Regions from separate parts of the Homo sapiens genome. Here region 1 is linked to region 2. A link is a loop called in an ENCODE intact Hi-C map of the cell type or tissue named here. Cell type or tissue: endothelial cell of umbilical vein. All regions are shown on one strand. Each heading gives the region's core, and the rest is flanking DNA. Links, peaks and the distances in the headings are about the cores only. Region 1 overlaps NXPE4 (neurexophilin and PC-esterase domain family member 4). Region 2 has its middle 45 kb from the start of NNMT.

Region 1 (8,336 bases), core at 123-8,122, 250 kb before region 2:
TTTAGGCAAGAACAAGTTTTTAACAGAACTGCTGACCCTTCTAACAGCAGAGCCTGATATTTAAGGAGCCAACGGACTGTTAGCCAAAGGTTCCCCATAAAAGACAGCAATCCTGCTACATTGTGTGGGGCATAAACAGTTAAACCATTTCCCAGGGTTAATTTGATGACCTCCAGTACCAGTAGGGCCAATATGGCAATTGCTCAGAGGCATGCTGGCCATCCTTTACCTGCAAATCAAGTTTCTTACTCAGGTAGCCCACTAGTTGTTGAGCTGGTCCTCAGGCCTGAATTAAAATTCCCATGCCCATTCCTTTCCTTTCTGATACATAAAGATTGAAGGCCCTCCCTACAGAGGGGCTGAGGGCTGGTACCTTAAGTAAGGCTTGCTTTCACTGGCTAAAGGCCTTTTGAGCTTTAGGTTTCCAGGTTAGGAGATGAATTTTATCCACTTGAGTTTCTTTTATGAAGTGATATAGAGGATGATCTATCTCACCATACCCAGGTATCCATAGCCTGCAAAATCCTGTAATGCCCCAAAATCTTGTCAGTTGCTTGAGGATTTTAGGGAGGGGGAAGGAGGAAATGGGCTTAATTCTTTCTTCCCCTAATGCTCTGGTCCTTTCAGAAGCACTAAACCAAGGTACTTTACCAAGGTTTTGCAAAGCTGGGCCTTAGATTTTGAAATCTTATATGCTCTGTCAGCTAAGAAATTAAAAAGAGTTTCAGTGCCTTCCCAAGAGGTTTCCTCAGTTGGGGCACAGAGCAGTATATCATCCACATATTGCAAGACCCTGACCTGAGGATGGGAAAACTCAGAGAGGTCCTTTGACAATGCCTGTCCAAACAAATGAGGGATTATCTCAAAATCCCTGAGGCAGCACCATCCATTTTAACTGGGCAGTTTGGCCAGAAGCATTCTTCAAAGGCAAACAGGTATTGAGAGTCAGGATGTAACAGTATGCAGAAAAAGGCATCCTTTAAATCTAAGACTGTAAACCATTTAGTTCCCTCAGGCATTTGGATTAGCAAGGTATAGGGATTAGGTACTACCAGATGGATTGAGACTATGGCCTCATTAATGAATCTCCATTCTGCATTGGGTTTTTGTGCTCCTAATATTGGGGTGTTGTAGGGACTGTTACAGGGTTTAAGGAGGCCCTGCATCTTCAGGTTATTAATAATGGCTTCTAGCCCTTTCTTACCCTCTGGCTTTAGGGGATATTGTCTCCGATTAGGAAAAAAGTGGGATCATTAGGATAGATCCAGACTGGCATAGTGGTTACAACTCAACCTATTCTTCCTTGAGTTGCCCAGACTTCTGGATTGATATTAGCTTCCACTAGAGGAGAAAAAGAGTTTTTCCTGGGGCTATAAGTATGCTGGCCCACATGCAAGCTAGAACGTCTCTACCTAATAAAGAAGTGGGACTTTCAGGCATGATTTAAAAGGCACATGTAAATAATATGTCCCCCCAACTGCACCTAAGGGGTTGAGAAAAACATATCAGAGTGTTTATGAGACACCCCACACCCCTCATGCTATGGGAAAAGGGGAGGCCTCGATTATAGAGGAGAAAAGAGGCTGGCTCTGGTGTCCAGAAGGAGGTCCACCTTCCTTCCTTCAGTTTCCAGAATTACCTGGGCCTCCTGTGCTGTAATGGGAATTTGAGCCACTGGAGCCAGGGCTTGAGCACCAGGACCCATCAGTCCTGCTGGACCATCTTTGAGACTGGTTCTGAACCTGTTGACCTTCATCTCTGGGGGCAGTCTGATCACCAGTGGTCCCCACCACAGGCTAGAGAGGGTCGAGGTGGCTTCTTCTTGCTTCCTGGATATCCTTTTTAAAGTCCTCTGACTTCCCACATCAATAGCAACTCGCAGATGCACCTCAGGGATCCCAGACTTTGCAAGCCTGCAAAGCAGCTACCAGAGCCTCAGTCCTTCTCTTGTGTTTCCTCTCTTTTTCCTGGGTCTCCTCCTGGTCCCTACTATAAAAGACTAAGGTGGCCACCCTCAGGAGGTTCTCCAAAATGCTATCTGGCCCTATAGCCTACTTCTGTAGTTTCCTTCTAATATTGGGAGCTGCCTGTGTAATAAACTTGTCATTTAGGATGAGCTGTCCCTCTACTGAATCAGGGGACAAGAAGGTGTGTTTTATTAGTGCTTCTTTCAGCCTTTCCATAAAGGCTGTGGGATTCTTACCTGGATTTTGGTCTACCATGGACAGTTTAGAGTAGTTAAGAGGTTTGGCCTTAGTTCTTCATAGGCCCCCCAATATGCACATTAAAAAGTGTTTCCTTTTCTATTCATCTGTGATGTCACTGGGGTTCCAAACAAGGTTGTCAAGAGGTAGTGCCTCTCTTCGTATTGGGAATGATGGCTCCCCTATTTCTTCATTTTCTCTATATTCTTTTTTCCCTTTTGGCCTACTATAGGAGACATATTGCTCATCTTTGAATTTCTCCCCTGCCTGCAGAGCTGCCTGTTTTTCAGCTGCAGTTAGGGTTTGGCTTAGGAGCAGCATAACATCCCTCCATGAGAGGTTAGACACCTGAGTTAAATTTTGGAAAGCTTTTATATACTTATCAGGGTCATCAGAAAATTGGCCTAAGTCTCCCTTTATTTGTCTAAGATCCTGCAATAAGAAGGGAACCCTAGTGACATCACCTCCATTGAGCATTTCCTGTAAGGATAAGAGTGAAGCTAGGGGAGTGGGGAGTTTTGGAGATGGTGGAGCTAAAGGACCTGATGGCACAGCTGGAGGGGGCCCCAGAGAGGGAGGACAAGAAGGGCCTGGACACTCAATAGCTGCCTCAGATAGTTCCCTGGAGGTTGCTTCTCTAGTTTTGGGGAATCATTCCCTTTGGGCCCTCCTGATATGACTGCTGAAAGAGCTGAGCTGATTGTGCAATGCTTGCAAAGTTCTGGGTTGTCTCACAGGGCAAAGAAAGCCTGTACCTAAGAGACCTCTGACCATTTGCTGTCCCATCTACAGAAAATATCTAATTGTTGGATAGTATTAAAATTAAGGCTCCCCTCTGCAGGCCAGGATGGTTCAAGATGGTAAGAAGGCCACACCCTTATGCAAAAGAAAATGAGCCACTTTTTCTTCAGTCTCAGGGTCAAAGGAATCCCAGTGCTTCAGAAAGCACTCCAGAGGAGTGCAGACCAAAGATGGTCTGTTATTCATCTAGAAAGAGAAGCAAGAAAAAAGGTGTCCCTTTAGTCACCTTCGTTTCCTTTGGAAAGGCCTAGGGTGGAGGGGAAGACAGTGGGGGCATCCCCCCAACTGTTTTCCCTCCTTGGCGCCCTGAGCCCTGGCATCTTTTAAGGTGCCATCCATTGATGCAAGCATAACCCATAGCAATGAAACCAGAGGAACCAATGGATTGGGATTAGTCATGCTCACCCATGTGACTCTAGTCCTTTGCTGGTGATTTCCCTTTGACTTTCTAGACTTGTGTGATCTGCATGACTCTCCAATAGATGGATCTTGAGAGAGACTTCGTTACAGTTACATTTGGGTAATGCCCTTTAATAGAGAATGCAGGTTTGAGCTGTACAATTTGCTATTATGTCCTGTACTAAAGTATTTATTCTTAGGCAGTGGCTCTGGTTAACTTCCGGAATTAAATTCCTCTTACTATTTAAGTACCATTTTAATTGGAGGCAGAATAGGTGCCTTAAAAGAACGTAGGAACCAAATGGTTGTTTTCCTGCTGATGGGACCATGTTCAGACTAAAATTTGGTTTTGGAGGACCTTTTTCCCCTCATTGTTGAAGACAGAGTTTTCTTGTTCAAAGAAGGAGCATAAAGCCTGGTCTCTTGTAGAGGGGCAAAAAAAGCGAGAATTAGGAAGTTAAGAGTGTTTCCGCAAAGGGCCAACAATATGCCTCATGGAATAGGGTTCCCGTTCCACTAGGTGATGCTGTTGACCTTGAAATACCATGTGCTCTCCAGACCAAGGGTAAAGAGAGAGATGTTCACAGGGGGTGTGGGGAGGGAAGGAGGACCTCTGTGCCTAGAAAATCACAAAAACGGCAATCCCATGAGCTATATTCCCAGGCATTATGGCATTTCCTTATCTTGCCTAAGAGGATTACTTCACCGAACTGTAAAAATTTTTAAAGCATTGCATACAGAGAGTGGATAGGAGACATGGAAGTTGCGGATAGGAAAGGAGAAAATTTGCAATAGAAAAAGCTTGCAGATCCTGTTGCCATCACCCATCAGGCTGTTGGAGGCTGGAATTAGTCCAGAAACCTTCAGGTAACACCAGGGTGTCTCCCTGGCAAGGAACCTTCAGTGCCTCTCAACCTCTTCCAGCCCCACATGACAGCAAGGCTCTCTGTAAAAGGAAACCAATTAGAAACAAAGCCAACATTCCCAGCACCCTGAGGACATGGGGGGATTAGCTAAGTTCTCCCTGGCAAGCCTGTCCCCTGAGTCTTGTAAGGCTGGTAGCCACGCTAACTTTTTAAATGGCTGATTGGGGGCCCAGTATTTGGTTTGATTTTTAAATGGAGAGCAGAAGGCCTTGAAATAAAAAGAAGGAGTTGGGGTCCACTTCTATACTCCCCCTTCTATGAATCTTCCTCGGATCCCAGGTGGGCTCCCATAATGAAATGGCATTTTTCATCTGGGATAATACCCGAGGTTCATTGTCTCTCTCCAAGGAAATCAAGGACATGGACATACAAGGAGTGAGTTTAAGAGCAGAGGTTTAACAGGCAAAAGAAAGAGAAAAGCTCTCTTCTGTAGAGACAGGGGATTTAAGTGGGTCTTTTGGTCCACAGTGAAGTGCAGGAGATTTTATAGATGAGCTTGAGGAGGTAGTGTCTGATTTACACAGGGCAAAAAAGATTGGTCACCCCAGGTGTAACATTTGCATAGCACACAAAGAACTGGTTAGGACTCGGTGTGCCATTTGCATAGCATATGAAGAAGCTGGCTGTCCCACTCTAATCTTTCATTATGCAGATGGGTTCTCTACCTGGCCAGCTCCATGTTGCCTGCTTTTTTACTGTACACATGGTGACAAAGAAAAGGGAAGATGGAGCCTCCATGTTGAACATGCCTGGCCCTCAGGTAGCCCTTTTCTATTGACACAGCCGCCAGCATTCACCCATGCAAGTTTTCAGCTGGCTTATCTATGTTTGCAGCTTGATTTTTCAGGCTGCTCTTTGTTAGAAAAGAAATGATTTGGGGGCTCCTTTTTGTTAAAAAGGGAAGCCTTGCCAAGGACTCCTTTACCCTCACTGTCTACCTAAATAATTTCTTTCTAGTTCCTGTTTCATTTCCTTTATATATTTAGGTGTTCTAAATGTTGAATGTATATACATATATATACACACACACACACACGTACATATATTTGTCATTTTCTCTTGATGAATTGATCTCTTTATTATTACATAATGACCTTCTTTTTCTCTTTTTACAGTTTTTGACTTAAATCCAATTTATCTGATATAAGCATAGTGACTCCTGCTCTCTTTTGGTTTCCATTTGCATGGAATATCTTTTTCCATTACTTCACTTTCAGTCTATGTGTGTCCTTAAAGCTGAAGTGAATCTCTTGCAGAAGGATAGAGTTAGGTCTTGTTTTTTTAAAATCTACTCAACCATTCTGTCTTTGGGGTAGGGAGTAATGAAATATACCATTTTATTACAGAGTCTCACAAAAATAAAAATAGTATCTCAAAACTCCCCCAATTCTGCAGGTGGAGGATGGCAGGAGACTAGACTACCATCCTCCACCTGCAGAACTGGGGGAAGACAGATGGCAGGCAGTGTGAGTTTTTTGGCTCACTTGAGGCCAGTGAGAAGGTATGAGAATGGAACCAATCTAAAAATGGCTGATGTTACTTAGGAGCTGAAAAGAACAGGGCAACCTTGAAGACCCAGACACCCCTTTTAGAAGGTGCAATAAAGGCACCTTTCCAAAGCTACTAAGCAGGCACTTGGCATTTCAGGATTTTGTCTTCTGTTTGCACAAAAGTATTCCCTTCACCCAGACCTGGCGCCTTTTATGCTTCAGAGTTAAGACCTGCAGAGGGATAGGTGGCAAGGCATTTCCTAGAAGAGATCACCCAGCACAGCTGCCCTGGGCTCAGGGTCTTAATTTCTGTCTAGTCCCTGGAACTATTTATATTTAATAAATTTTATATGAATACCTGGAGAAATAGAAGACATAAAATCTGAGGGTTTGGGAGAGAAAGATTGGGGACTAGGCAGGAAGCCAGAGCAGGGGAGGTTCCCTCAGGCCAGCTTGACCTGCTCCTTGACCTCTTTGGCTCCTGGCTTCTCCTCCTTCATTTTTCTCCTCTTCTGTGACATTTCTTCATCTCTGAGTCTCTCTTTTTCATCCTGTTTTAATCCTCTTGGCTTTTTTGAAGATGGGAGAGATCTTGCAGCCACGCTCTCCCTCCTCATCAGAGTCGAAGAACTCTTCCTCACAGGTAATTCATCTGTCAGAGAAACGGATGGAGATGAGCTTGTCAGGGTCTTCTTCATTCTCATCGCCACCCTCTTGAGGGACAGCATCCTCAGAATCACCTGCATTTGGACTGCAGGTGGATGGGCCTGCATTACTAGGTTCTCAAACAGCCACTGTTTAATCTTCTCCAGGTACTCATTAGTGTTCTGGTTAGTCATATTGGAAGGACTGATGTAGGGCTTGAAATATGGTCCAAAGTATTCAAAGTAATCATTGTATGAAGGCTCATTAGGGATCTCCATATCCAGAGCCACAGCTCTTTCTTATTTCCAGGGCACTGAGCAACATTATAAATGGTGTAACCACCTTCTGCCATCAATAACATAGGCAGGTTGACACTCTTGACAGATTCCACACACTTGGCATGCCCTTTGATGATCAGATTAAAGCAATCTAAGTGACCCCTAGACAAGGCATCTGAGCCATGCTGTAAGATCACCACACTAGACAGGAACATCTCTATTACTTTGGACATGACCAGTTTGAAAATGGCCTCATAGGACTCATCATCAATCCCATCTAGGAGCAGATAGTTAATAGCATAATATCTGCCTTTGCCAGCCCCAATAACCCATAAGTCCCCATCTCCTGGGAAGTACTCTCCATATTTATGAAAGGACACAGTCCTGGCCTAGCCTGTAATATAGAAGGCCTCTTCCATGCCATCATCATGGTGAATATCAACGTCAACATACAACACCCTCTGGTGATACTTTAGCAGTTCCAAGGTGGCCCAGATTGTATCATTAACATAACAGAAGCCAGATGCCTTGAACTTCTTTGCATGGTGCAGGCCTCCAGCCCAATTCACAGCAGTGTCCATCTGCTGCTCATTAAGTTTCACAGCACTTGCCACAGAGCCACCAGTAGACAACTGACAGAAGTCAAACAGGCCATCAAATGCTGGACAGTCCTCACTAACGTTGAATCTCTGCATCCGCTTGCTGTGCTCAGACACGTAATCTGGATAGATGGAGCACAAGAATTTAATGTAGTCATCACTGTGGTACTTGGTCATCTCCTCAGCATTGGCTTTGTGAGGGTGATGGGTTTCCATTTTTCAGTAGAAACCATAGTTGAGCAGCAAATTATGAGTCACGCAGATTCAGTGAGGATTCCTTGGGTGGGCTTGTCCATAATAGTAATTTCCAACACCCCTATCGTAGTAGTAACAGACTTTCCTCCTGGTGCCCTGCCTTTGCGCCATCTTGCTCACTTCCTGTCCCTCTGTCTCTCCTGTCAGTCAATCTCCATTCTATGCCTTTTTATTGGAGAATTTAAATAATATTGATAATAGTATGTAAATCAATATTCAAAATCACAATAAGTAAAAATGACTAGGAACATGTTAATTTCATAGCATGTTACACTTCCTGTCATTTCAGTTCAGATATGCTCTAAATTTATCCATCTCATGTCACATTTGCTGTCATTTCAGGTTTGGTCTGCTCTAAACTTATCCATCTCCCTCCATTACTGGAACAACTCCACAAAGTCCTTATTCCCTAAAACACCACTGATATCATTAAAGCCACTAACAGAGACTGAACTCAGAATAAAGGAAATCATAGAGAAACTAGATCAGCAGATCCCACCCAGACCTTTCACCCACGTGAACACCACCACCAGCGCCACACATAGCACAGCCACCATCCTCAACCCTCGAGATACGTACTGCAGGGGAGACCAGCTGCACATCCTGCTGGAGGTGAGGGACCACTTGGGACGCAGGAAGCAATATGGCGGGGATTTCCTGAGGGCCAGGATGTCTTCCCCAGCGCTGATGGCAGGTGCTTCAGGAAAGGTGACTGACTTCAACAACGGCACCTACCTGG
Region 2 (8,336 bases), core at 301-8,300:
AGTGGGAGAAGACGACTCTGTCTCAATAAAAATAGTAGTAATACGTGATGGTCTATTCTATTCTGTTCTACTCTCCATTTCATTCCTTTCCACTCCATATAAAAGTGCTGGTCACTAAATTGATTTCAAACCCTCTAATATATCACAACCAGCAGTTCATAAAACACTGGTCTAATTTATAGGCATGCTCAAAGGTTTACTGCCAGCCCATCTCCTCTCTCCAACACTTCATGGTTTCCCCAACCCCCACAACCTGCAGCCATTCACACAATACACCCAGAGAGCTCTACTTTTAAAACCATGGCTGAAATGAAGCCATAGATGGCAGAAATTGTAATAGGCATGCAATTTTGTGCCAATCTACATATAGGGCATATGTGTTGGGAAGAATAAAGTGATATTTAATACAACTGGACTGGATTAACTTTTTTCTTAGATGGTGTCAACAGCTCTCTTGAATCTCTCTTAGGCTATTTCTTTCTTCCCTCTTCTCTCCTATAGCTCAAAAACCCAGAAACTGTATGAGTTACTTATAGTAACATGAACAAGCTACTTATAGTTCATATGAACAAGTGCGTCGGTTTCTACTGGTTTGGTTGTGGTAAGACAGGCCTGAAGGTGACTTCTTCTGCTTAGACAAGGAACTGGCTGTTTACGTTGCCTCTAGTTTTGGCAAAGTCTGTGGTAGTCTAGCTCAGCTCAGAAGTCCTGGTTTATAGTGCTGAACATTTGCCTCTGTGTCTTCTGTGACTTAAACTCTTCAAACGGTGGTTCTTGAATTTTATTTATTTTTATTTATTTATTTTAACTTTTATTTTAGGTTCAGGGGTACATGTGTATATGTGTATTTTTATTTTTTTGAGACAAGTTCTCCCTCTGTTGCCTAGGGTAGAGTGCAGTGGCACTGTAACACCTCACTGTAACCTCAAACTCCTGGGTTCAAGAAATCCTCCCACCTTGCCCTTCCAAAGCATTGGGATTACAGTCATGAATCATTGCACCTGGCCTCAAATCGTAATATGCTGAAGAGTCACCTAGGTATCTTTTTAAAAACTACAAATGTGTATGCCCCATTATTGAAGATCCTGATTCAGTGATGTGGTAGGTTCAGGAAATTACATTTTAAATAAACACCCCAAGTGCTCTCTCCAAACTGGGGAAACCCTCCTGTGGGTTCTATAGCCAAGGTAGAGGGCTGACTGGGATTTGGGAATTGCTGGTCCTGGCCACTGGTGCTTTCCACTGAGCATTTCCAACAAATCTTAGTTTTCTCACCTGTAAAATATAGAGGGCATATGAGATCTGTAGGCTTCCTTCAGCTTTACCCTTGTATGATGTGTCTAGAAATAATATTACATGAAAGAACAAAGCAAGAAACAATATGTACATTGTTTCCAACTTTGTAAAAAAAAAAAGTAAGTATGTCAAGAGACTAGACAAGGTCAAAAAGATATCTGTGTAGTGGCATTATAGTGCAATTGCAGATGTTCTTTTAAAAATAAACAATGATGATATTAAATAATTTTTTAAAAATGGCGAACAACAATGACAGGGACATCAAGGAGGATGAGAACTAAAACAGAACTTTGAATGTGAATGAGATGATTATGACATCATTAGTGACAATAGAGAGAGCGACTTAGTACCACCATTGGTTTGAAAATCATTCTGGAGCTAAGGAAGAAGAGGGTGGATAGTAAAAGGAAGTAGAAAGAAAAAGAGTGAGTGTAGCTAAAATGAAAAGACAGAGTTAGGACAACGTATCCCAGGAGACACTGAAATTCGAAGCACATTGAAAGGAAGTGGACTTAACAAAAAGTTACTTTTTCTCATAGAGGAGGAAGAAGAGAGGATCTGCTACTAACTGTTCCTCCAAGTAGGGCACATTGGAATTGTGTCCCAAAGAGTTAAAGAAACCAACGACTAACAAAAATTCTTGTTTGCAGGACAGCAGGTAAGAAAAGAAACAACTTGCTGAGACTCTGACGCTGACATCAAGAAAAACCTGGCTAGAATCGGTGGAAACTAAGATGGCTGACTGGAGTTTGCACAGAACAAGCTTGCTGGCGTCCCAGCCCGAATTTCCACATGTTTCATACTAACTCCCCCCAAATTCACACATGTGACCCATGAGATAGCAGGAAGAAACAACTGGACATGCGCAGGGCCTTCCCAGACCTCCTGTTTCCTTTCACCAGTTACCTATATAGTCTCAGAATCTAACCCCTGAACCTTTTCTAATAAAAATACTGCTTGGAAGCCAGTGCAGGGAAACAGATTTGAACTTGACTCCTGTCTCCTTGAGAGTCCACTTTCAACATAAATCTTTTCTTTTCTCCAAAACCTGGTGTCACAGTATTGGCTTCTAGTGCACTGGGCACCCTCCCTTTTACTCAATAACATCAGTCAGCTTCTGAGTGGTGCCCACTCAATGTCTTATGTGAGGACACACTTTTATTCAAGCCACATCTGGGAGGAGAAAAATCTCCCGGCTAATAATCAAAGTTCCAGTAACTGAAGTGGGAATATTCCTTATAGAACTGACATCTGCACCAGCCATTTCCTAGGAGAGGGCATCACTCCTTACGCCATCCACCTTGAGGCTAGTGCTGCCTGACATCTGTGCTCAGTTTCACTTCTAAAATACTTTCAACTATGCAACTTAATTTCACCTCCACAACCCAGCAGGGTATAGGGGAGTGAGATAGGCCTTGGCATGTATTTCCACCTTCTCCCCACCCCACTCCTAAGTCCTCCCCCAGTTTCCTGCCAAAGAAGCCCATATACAAAGATCAGTAGCCAGCTGAGAAGGATTTCTCACTTTATTAAAAGATGGCAGGACAAGAACCCAAGTTTTTTTAATTCTTGTTATGACTTTCTTTTATTATTATTATTATTATACTTTAAGTTCTAGGGTACCTGTGCACAACGTGCAGGTTTGTTACATATGTATACATGTGCCATGTTGGTGTGCTTCGCCCATTAACTCATCATTTACATCAGGTATTTCTCCTAATGCTATCCCTCCCCCCTTCCCCCCACCCCATGTCAGACACCAGTGTGTGATGTTCCCCACCCTGTATCCAAGTGTTCTCATTGTTCAATTCCCACCTATGAGTGAGAACATGCGGTGTTCGGTTTTCTGTCCTTGTGATAGTTTGCTCAGAATGATGGTTTCCAGCTTCATCCATGTCCCTACAAAGGACATGAACTCATCCTTTTTTATGGCTGCATAGTATTCCATGGTGTATATGTGCCACATTTTCTTTTTTTAAATTTTATTATTATTATACTTTAAGTTTTAGGGTACGTGTGCACAACATGCAGATTTGTTACATATGTATACATGTGCCATGTTGGTATGCTGCACCCATTAACTCGTCATTTAGCATTAGGTATATCTCCTAATGCTATCCCTCCCCCCCGTCATCAATGCTGAGAATGATGGTTTCCAGCTTCATCCAAGTCCCTACAAAGGACATGAACTCATCATTTTTTATGGCTGCATAGTATTCCATGGTGTATATGTATGTGCCACATTTTCTTAATCCAGCCTATTATTGATGGATATTTGGGTTGAAGAACCCAAGATTCTAATGCAAAGGCCTGGTAAAAGCTGAACTGGAGGTGGTGAGCCCATGTCAAAGTGAAGGCTCCTCTCTCCAATCCTTCTAAATTTGGAAGGGGCACTCTCGGGGCCAGAGAGCTGAGCAGATCTTGAAAGGATCTTTGGCTGAGTTTACCAATTTCAAAAATGTATGTGTCTGCTTACCTACAGCAATGGGAAAGGAAGATGATGCAGGGGGCTATGCCAAGCATTAGTGCTGGCCTTCAGTGCTTCCTGTGATGTAACCCTGCTATCAAGGGTGGCTCTATCAGTGATAAGTGGCTGACCAACACAATCTGTAAATCCTTCTTCCTTTGGGAGGAACTAGCAAGGGAGAAGAAAGGGAAGCCAGAAGTCTCGGGGTAGAAGTTCCCAATTGTATAGGTCAAGATTAAAAGATGAGACAGGGAACAGAAACATTTCCTCTTTTTTCAACACAAAATAGGCAAGGAGGTTATTATTATCACATGATCCCCACTTTATAGATGAAGAAAAGAAAGAACAGAAACATTAAATGATGTAGTTATCATCACAAAGCTGGTGAGTATACATATCGGTCTGCAGGTGCCTCTTTCTTAGTTAGTGGTGCTGGTGGTGAGAAGATGACCACCATGCTAAACCCCCAGTTCCTGTGCCACCACCTGCTCAACTGCTGCCTGCAGCTGCCACTCGGTGGGGTTCCTAAAATAGCCATAGACAAGGAGTTCTAGCAGAGCACTCCACCTGTTTCTAGATAGGCTCTTGCTCTCAAGCCTGGTCTGCTATCCAGGTGAACTGTGAGGGGTAGGGGTGGGGGCACGTGTGAGCTAGACTAGGGGTTAGACTGGAGATGAGCCCACTCCCTGCGTCCTTTCCTGGAGTCTCATCCTGTGCTAACTGAGCCGCCAAGCCGTTTCCGCTCCAAGACCAGAGAAAGGAAAGGAAAGAGCCTTCTCTCCTGAGGAAATGTGCGGCTCTGGAGCGAATGCCATCCAGTTCCTGACTCAGCACCCTGATTTCCATCTGGGCGTTCACCCCTCCCTCACACAACCCCTGTGCTGGAAGGGAAGCTGACTTCACACCCAGTTCCAAGAATGGGGCTTGACTGACTTAAGGCTATCGACACGGCCACCCCACCCCACGAGTGGCCAGGGATGGACATAGAACCTAATTAGTGTTACTCAAAGACAAAGGCACATTTCCTTGAGGATCCTGGAGAAAACGACTTCATTCTTCCTTAGAAGCTACTTGAGGGACATTCTCGTCTCTTTGGATATGAGCAAGGACATCGCAGCGCTGAAAGCTACTTGCAGCCATCTTGTGGCCACTTGGAGAAAATACATGTTGTGTAACGCAGAGAGGAGAAATGAAAAGCCTCCGGGGTCTTTGCTGCCCTTGAGTTGCTGAATCAAGTCTTGACTGAAGCCTGATATCTTTAGGCTTTTCAGGTTTGTAAATCAATAAATTTTCTTTAACGTTCAAGCCAGTTTGAGTGACATTTTTGGTAGTTGCAGATTTCCAATTAACATGCACTGTAACACATAAGCATATTAGTTTAGAGAGGCCACAGTTTCCCCTAACCATGCTAGAGTTTTCTGATAATGGCCAGAGTACAAAGTCAGATTTTCCTGTGTCAGCCTCATGGAAGGGAAGAAAAAACCAAGTTTAAAAAAACTAAAAGGCCTTTGATGTCATTCCCCCAACACACACATATCCAAAGAAAAAAGTAAGGGGTCAAATATATAATATCATGTTCAAAATAAATTACTGTTATTATTGTTATTACTTTGTAAGTAGATTTTATTTTTTAGACAGTTTTAGGTTCACAGAAAAATTGAGTGGAAGTTTCTGAGACTTCCCATACACCCTCTGCTCCCCATATGCAAGGCATCCGCCATTATCAACATCCCCCACCAGAGTGGTGCATTTGCTATCATTGCTGGACCTACATTGACACTCACCATCAGTCATTATCACTCAGCGTCCAAAGCTTACCTTAGGGTTTATGCTTGGTATTGTACATTTTATGGGTTTAAACAAATGTATAATGACATGTATCCACCATTATAGAATCATACAGAGTATTTTTACTGCCCTAAAAATCATCTGTGCTCCACCTGTTCATTCCTTCTTCCTCCCAACCCCTAGCAAGCATGGATCTTTTTACTGTCTTACTGTCTTCCAAAGTGTCTATAGCATTTTGCATTTCCACCAGCAATAAAGGAGAGTTCCTGTCGCTTCACAGCCTCACCAGCATTTGGTGTTTTCAATGTTCTGAATTTTGGCCACTCTGATAGGTGTGTAGTGGTATCTCATTGTTGTTTTAATTTGCATCTCTCTGATGACATATGATGTGGGGCATCTTTTTATGTGTTTATTTGCCATTACATGTCTTCTTTGGGGAGGTATTTGTTAAGTTCTTTGGCCCATTTTTTAATTGGGTTCTCTGTCTTCTTATTGTTGAGTTTCAAGAGTTCTTTGCATATTTTGGGTACCAGTCCTTTGTCAGGTGTGTTTTTAACAAATATCTTCTCTCTCTCTCAGTCTGCAGCTTGTCTTTTCATTTTCTTGACAGTGTCTTTGGCAGAGCAGAAATCTTTAATTTTAAAGAAGTCCAGCATATCAGTTCTTTTTTTCATGTATTGTGGTTTCGGTATTATATCTAAAAAGTCATTGACAAACCCAAGGGCATCTAGATTTTCTCCTATGTTATCTTCTAGTTTTACAGTTTGATATTTTGGTCTGTGGGGTATTTTGAATTAATTTTTGTGATGGGTGGAAAGTCTGTGTCGAGATTCACTTCTCTGCATGTGAATGTTCAGTTGTTCCAGCACCACTTATTGTAAAGCCTATCTTGTCTCCATTGTATTGCCTTTGCCCCCTTTTCAAAGATTAGTTGATTGTGTTTATGTAGGTCTATTTCTGGGCTTTCTATTCTATCCTATTGATCCTCTGCCAGTTTTTTCACCAATACCACACCGTCTTTATCACTGTGGCTTTAGGGTAGTTATAGTAATATCATAAGTCTTGATGTCAGTCCTCCAATTTTGTTCTTTTCTTTCAATCTTGTGGTGGTTATTGACTGTCTTTTGACTCTTCATATAAACATTGGAATCAGATTATTGATAGCCACAAAATATCTTACTAGGATTTTGATTTTGATTGCATTGAATCTATAGATCAAGTTGTGAAGAACTAATATCTTGACTAATACTGAGTTTTTCTATCTATGAACATGGAATATTTCTCTATTTATTTAGTTTTTCATTGGTTTCTTTCATCAGTTTTATGGCCTTCCTTATATAGACCATGTACAGGTTTTGTTAGATTTATACCCAAGTATTTTATTTTGAGGCACTGTTAATATAAATGACAATTTCTTTTTAATATCAAATTCCACTTGTTCATTGTTGCTATGCAGAAAAATGATTGACTTTTGTATATTAACCTTGCATCCTGAAACCTTGTTATAATTGTTTATTAGTTCCAGGAGCTTTTTTTCTTGATTTTTCAGATTTTCTTTCTTTTTTTATTTTGAGATGGAGTCTCGCTCTGTCGTCCAGGCTGGAGTGCAGTGGTGTGATCTCGGCTCACTGCAACCTCCGCCTCCTGGGTTCAAGCAATTCTCCTGCCTCAGCCTCTTGAGTAGCTGGGATTACAGGCACACGCCACCACACCTGGCTAATTTTTGTATTTTTAGTAGAGATGGGGTTTCACCATGTTGGTAAGGCTGGCCTTGAACTCCTGACCTTGTGATCCACCCGCCTCGGCCTCCCAAAGTGCTGGGATTACAGGCGTGAGCTACCACACCTGGCCTGATTCTTTCAGATTTTCTTTTAGACAATCATGTCTTTTGTGAACAAGATAGTTTTATTTCTTCCTTCTCAGTCAGTATACATTTTCTTTACTTATCTCATTGCATTAGCTAGGATTTCTAGCATAATGTTGAAAAGCTGTGGTGAGAGAGTATGTGTTTGCCTTGTTCCTGATCTTAATGAGAAAGCTTCTAATTTCTCACCATTAAATATGACGTTATCTGTATATTTTTTGTAGATATTCTTTATCAAGTTGAGGAAGTTCCCCCTCTATTTCTCATTTACTGAGGAGTTTTTTTTTTCTTTTTCTTTTTCTTTTATCATGAGCAAGTGTTAGATTTTGTCAAAGGTTTTTTCTACATCTATTGATGTAATCATCTGTATTTTGTTCTTTAGCCTGTTGATATGATGGATAGCCTTAATTAGTTGTCAAATGTTGAAACAGCCTTTCATTCCTGGGATAAATCCCCCTTGGTGTGGCACACAATTCTTTTTATACTTTGATGGATTCAATTTGTTAACATTTTGTTGAGAATTTTTGCATCTATGTTCATGAGAGATACTGAACTGTGGATTTTTTTTTTTTTTTTTTGGAGACAGAGTCTCTCTGGAGTACAGTGACGTGATCTTGGCTCACTGCAATCTCTGCCTCCCAGGTTCAAGCGATTCTCCTGTCTCAGCCTCCTGAGTAGTAGCTGGGATCACAGGCATGCACCACCACACCCGGCTAATTTTTGTATTTTTAGTAGAGACAGGGTTTTGCCATATTGGCCAGGCTGGTCTCGAACTCCTGACCTCAGGTGATCCTCCCGCTTCGGCCTCCCAAAGTGCTGGGATTACAGGCGTGAGCCACTGCACCCAGCCAAGATATATTGAACTGCGGATTTATTTTCTTCCAATGTGTTTGCCTGGTTTTGGTATGAAGGTGATGTTGA

What was found. Hi-C counts contacts between places; a loop is a spot of excess contacts. Peaks named below come from ENCODE experiments on the same cell type or tissue, not always from the same donor. Only the 100,000 strongest peaks of a DNase experiment are listed, where the experiment ranks them.
Region 1: it touches region 2 in a loop (11-fold over the local background); 12 of 110 quality-filtered maps call a loop at or near these places.

Annotation. Positions count from the first base shown.
Region 1 is chr11:114,582,625-114,590,960 of GRCh38, reverse strand. NXPE4 (neurexophilin and PC-esterase domain family member 4) reads left to right here. Exons shown (of 6, transcript NM_001077639.2): 3 at 7,940-8,336. It also overlaps a transcript of NXPE2 not described here and the pseudogene LOC100132172. Among named protein-coding and RNA genes, the nearest start is that of NXPE4, 9.0 kb to the left of the region's middle. In endothelial cell of umbilical vein, for the core only: no CTCF peak of the experiment used is centred there; no DNase peak of the experiment used is centred there.
Region 2 is chr11:114,336,975-114,345,310 of GRCh38, reverse strand. No RefSeq gene overlaps it. Among named protein-coding and RNA genes, the nearest start is that of NNMT, 45 kb to the right of the region's middle. In endothelial cell of umbilical vein, for the core only: a CTCF peak has its summit at 4,913 (motif pointing left); a DNase peak (open chromatin) is centred at 4,770; H3K4me3 peaks cover 372 bases; H3K27ac peaks cover 414 bases.